Regions from separate parts of the Homo sapiens genome. Here region 2 is linked to region 1. Evidence: chromatin loops called from intact Hi-C (ENCODE). Cell type or tissue: PC-3. All regions are shown on one strand.

What was found. A loop is a pair of places that touch in the nucleus more often than their neighbours do. Peaks named below come from ENCODE experiments on the same cell type or tissue, not always from the same donor. Only the 100,000 strongest peaks of a DNase experiment are listed, where the experiment ranks them.
Region 2: it touches region 1 in a loop (4-fold over the local background); 3 of 110 quality-filtered maps call a loop at or near these places.

What each region holds. Positions count from the first base shown.
Region 1 is chr18:5,974,543-5,977,042 of GRCh38, forward strand. All of the region lies in intron 16 of L3MBTL4 (L3MBTL histone methyl-lysine binding protein 4), which reads right to left. The region is part of intron 1 of LOC121725015 (a long non-coding RNA gene); the gene reads left to right. Among named protein-coding and RNA genes, the nearest start is that of TMEM200C, 80 kb to the left of the region's middle. In PC-3, CTCF peaks have their summits at 948 (motif pointing left) and 1,150; a DNase peak (open chromatin) is centred at 709; H3K27ac peaks cover 534 bases.
Region 2 is chr18:5,878,579-5,881,078 of GRCh38, forward strand. MIR3976HG (MIR3976 host gene) reads left to right here. Exons shown (of 10, transcript NR_172496.1): 6 at 1-41; 7 at 1,993-2,190. Among named protein-coding and RNA genes, the nearest start is that of TMEM200C, 16 kb to the right of the region's middle. In PC-3, a CTCF peak has its summit at 1,004 (motif pointing right); a DNase peak (open chromatin) is centred at 1,023.

The DNA of each region.
Region 1 (2,500 bases):
TGCCTGAGACAGCCAGACCTGCCAGTTGTGGACAGCGTGTGACCTAGGGCTGCCTTTCCAGTGAAACGACCAAACAGACTTGCGACACGAGGCAGAGCACCGTCTGCTTCCCATTCCACAGATTAAAAAGAAAAGTATTCAGCCAGGTGCAGTGGCTCACACTTGTAATTTCAGCACTTTGGGAGGCCAAGTTGGGAGGATTGCTTGAGGCCAGGAGTTCAAGACCAGACTTGACAACACGGTGAGACCCTGTCTCTACAAAAAAGAAAAAATTAGCTGGGCATGGTGACATGCACCTGTAGTCTTGGCTACTTGGGAGGCTGAGGCAGGAGGATCACTTGAGTTCAGGAGGTCAAAGCTGCAATGAGTTATGATCGCACCACTGCATCCCAGTTTGGGTGACAGAGAAACCCTGTCTCTATTGTTTTGTTTTTTTTTTTTAAAAAGAGGAAGAATATTTTTTAGAAACTAAAGGATTTAATTTTGTCTGAAAATAACATAATGGTAGGTCCCTGATTTCTTCTCTGCCCTCTCACCCATCCTTCCCACCTCTGCTCTACCCTGACAAATGAGAAGGAAAATCCTTTATGGAAATGTTCTTTAAAAATATGTCTGTTTCTTCACAAAAGCCTCACAAAACAAAACTGAAGCAAGTGAGTCATAAATGGTAAACCACAGTCTGCATGACTGGGCCTTGAGTTATTTTTAATCCCACTAAAAACGGAGACCCATTTCACAAGTAACCTTCTCTTCAATGAAAGGGGTAGCAGTTCTACTGTGTTCTCTGCTGCAAAAAGGAGGAAATAAAAAAAATGCAGTCGGTCCCCAAATCCAATTATGTGATTGCTCTCACCCACTGTGTAATCTGTGACAGTCACCGACCAAGTCCCATCAATTTATCTGGCACTGACTGAGAAGTTACTCCACCCAGGACCTGTGCTTCCATAGTGACTTCTGCTGGAGAAGCAAGGAAATGTTCAGAGATGGCTTTTCAGCTGGGAACGTTGTTTTCTTCCCACGATCACCTGTTCTCATGCCCTGCGTACTGAACGTGCTTGAAGCTATCATTTCTCAGCTGCACTTTCTTCTCTTGATTTTGATGCTTCTGAGTCTACTCATTCCCCTTCATTTCCATTTCTTTATCCACAAAACAAAAGTAAAAAGCAGAACAAGAGAGGCTTCACCATGATGTGCAGGACAACTGTCTATTTCCGTATGGGAACAGGAGCTCCTCAGGAACGCTCCTCTCTCTGACAGCAGGCACTCAGCACATGCTGTTTCTTAGATGCCAAGTCATATTGCTCCTCAGACATGGGCATGGCCTGTCTGCTGCACTGTCTTCTGTTTCTCATACCCTTATTATCCAGAATTCATAAACGAATATCTGCAGTTTTCTAATTTTAGCTATTGGTCTTCCCTCATCACAAGCAGTCTCTTAACCAATTTTATATAAATATGGGAGATGAAGCACACAAGAGTCAGAGATTGTCCACTGCTTAGTGGGCTATCGAGAGGGTTAGAAGTTGAATGAAGAGCCTTGGATGCCCCACACCTGTGTACTATCCAATAACAGTAGCCACTAGCCACACTACAGAGCACCTGAAATGTGAAGCGTGCAAACTGAGATGTGCTATAGTACCTCCTGGATTTTGATCACTTAGTAGAAAAAGCAGAATGTAAAATATCTCCTTAATAATTTTTTGAATCTTGATTTACATGTTGAAATGATGTTTTGGATCTATTGGGTGAAATAGAATATGTCGTCAAAACTAATTTTACTTGTTTCTTCTGATTACGTTAAATACGGCCAGTAGAAACTTTCAAACTCTGTAAGTAGCCAGCATTCTGCTTCTGCTGGGATGGTGTGTGTCCAGAAGAGTGCTGAGCCCATGGCCTCTCTCCAGACCCACCCTGGGTGCAGGAAGAGGCTGGGTGGCTGGATCCAATTAACATGACTCTTGTGGAGTAATGATAACAGGGCTTGAGTAGCCTGGATTACACCCTGCCCCAGAAATCCAATAACAGAAGGCGTGAAGACAGGAGGTCATGGACAGTCTAGAGGAGCGGAAGAGTCTGTCTGGGGGATGACTTGGGTGCTTGTGTTGGTTCCATGGTTCATTTGCCCTGAGACTCTGAGCCATGTGTTTGTCTGGCTTATAACTGATGCTCAACAAATACCTGTTGAGTGGATGAATGAAGGCTGAATGAACGCACGCAGGCCAGAAGGCAGGGATATTTTTCATTTACTACAAAAGCAAAGAATGACTTTCAAAACTAGGTTAGGAACTGTTCAGAGTTAGAGCCACTTTCTCTAAAAGTGTCGCTGCCCAACCCCAAATCACTCAATGCTAAAGGAGTGTGCGGCAACCCAGCTGCTGTTTCCTTACCAGGTCTTGTGTCCTGGCAGGGAGGACTGAGGGAACCGAGTTTAGGAGTCTCTGGACTCCGGAGGGCATCTTTCAGGCATTCCTCTCCAACCTCCAGGGGACAGCCAGATCCT
Region 2 (2,500 bases), 96 kb before region 1:
TGCAGCCTTATTTCGGTGCTTGGACGTGCTTAACTTCTCAGGTTGGTGACTTCCCCCGAAACTCCAAATTCCTTCCTGGAACATCACTTTCCCCAGATCCTCCTACGACCAGACAACGTCCCATTCTTGAACTAAATCCCTTGTGCCATAGAGAGCTCACAGTGCCTCTGCTTTCTGAGTGAACCCTGAATGATTCAAAATTCTGTATCACACCAGGGGAAGAAACTTCCAAGTGGTGAGTGATTGAGAGAATAGTTCCTACTCCTGGAAACCAAATAATTGCTGGTTATTATCATGTCATTATTAACTAGTAATAATAGTAGCCGGCATTTACTGAGCACCCACCATATGCCAGACACACGGCCTTATATGCCTTGTGCCATTTAATACTCACAAAAACCTGCTGAGGTAGGTACTTGTCCTATTTTGCAGGTGAGAAAGTTTTTAGAGCTAGCTCAGTGCTGAAAATGTACACTCTTGACTATGCTATTTTCATAAAATTCTCCTCCACATGTCACACATTGAAATTATTTGTTTACATATCAGTGTCCTCTACTAGAATATGACATTTCAAGGTCAAAAAGTACATATTTTTGATATCTTCATTCTTAAAGACAGAGTCTGAAAATTAGAAGGTCTATGATAAATGTTTGCTAAAGAAATTGATGAATAGAAGGAACAGTGGTGAGAAGTGTGGCCGGCATTAGTACTTCTGGTTAAAGAAAACTGGCAGTGAGTCTTGCGACCGACATTTGTTCACATTTCCAGGATGGGAGCCTAGCTACATAAAAGAATTCAGAAAGAATACAGAGTAAGCATATGCTATTAATGGGAGCAATGGTGATAAAAAGAAAATGTTATTATCCAGATCACTTCACATTTTGGTGGGAGGTCAGGGACAACAGGGAAGGGCATGCATTTTATAGAAAAAGCATTTCAAAAAGTACTTTGGAATGTGGCATTTGTTTTTACTTTAAGGAGCACATACACCTACTTGGCAGTAGGGGGAGCAAGATGCAGGGAAATCTAAAATTTTACACTGGACAAAAAATGTGAAGACAACTGAGTCATCTAGGGATAAAAGCATGGGAAAGTGATTTGACACAAAGCTGTCTGAAATGGGCTATTGATATATTTTAAATACTAACTCCTTAACTTAAAATAGTTTTGAATTGGATACTTGAAAGAGTGGGAGGGTGAGAGGGAATGGGTGATGAGAAATTACTTAATGGGTACCAGGTACATTATTCAGGTGATGGACACAGTAAAAGCTCAGACTTCATCATTATTCAAGATATCCATGTATCAAAATTGCACTTGTACTCTTTAAATTTATATGAATAAAAAAATAAAATGGTTTTTGAAATTTCTCAGTAGAGCCCTAGCATTCTAGCACACACTCAAGGGAAAATTGGGCAATGATCAGTATAGGTTTTCAATAAGGATAGAGTAGGATACGTTGTTTTTTAACCTAAATCAGCAGATTTGGGCCAGGTGTGGTGGCTCATGTCTGTAATCCCAGCACTTTGGGAGGTCAAGGCGGGTGGATCACCTGAGGTCAGGAGTTCAAGGCCAGCCCGGCCAACATGTTGAAACCCTGTCTCTACTAAAAATACAAAATTTAGCTGGGGGTGGTGGCAGGCCTCTGTAATCCCAGATATTTGGGAGGCTGAGGCAGGAGAATTGCTTGAACCCGGGAGGCAGAGGTTGCAGTGAGCCGAGATTACGCCACTGCATTCCAGCCTGGGTGACAGAGCAAGAATCCGTCTCAAAAATAATAATAATAATAACAGATTTGCTCTTTAGTGGTAAAATTCACACCACATTTATGCCAATTAGACCCAGCCTTGAACACTTTGTGGTCTAAAGAAAACCAAAATTGAAGGGAAAACTAATGGTACCATTTAATTGAAATTCCCTAGGCATAATATAGTGTGATAAGATAAAATGTGTATTGCTATAAAGGTATGTTTTGCTTATTTTGTAAACAAGGATTATATTCTGCTTTGGAGTGCAAGGAGAAAGTCACAGTCTAGTTTTATGAAGACCAAACTAGAGAAAATCGAGTTATCTTAAAGTGTATGACATCTCCACAAATGAATGTTTATGGCTTTACACTTGGAGTGTTCTTGGAACACTCTTCATAGCAAATCCTCCCTCAGAAGACCCCCACCTGGCATCAGAACAAACGTAAGTTCTTTCAAAATTATTTTGACCATCTCTGAATTTTTTAATTTGAATCTAGGAGGAAAAATCCTGTATATTCAAATTGAGCAATGTAATTGGCTAATGAATTGTTATTATTTTAATTTAATGATGCAAACATTTTGAAATCAATTTCAATGCCTGTAAAGTTGACATTTGTTTGGTTCACCTCACTTTCAGGGCATTTTCTTGTCTAATTAAACCCATGTAGCAAGGACCAGAGCTCCAAAATACTTCAGTCTTCACTTAGGCTGATAATTCTGATTATGGTGGGCATAATGAGAATCCAAACAAT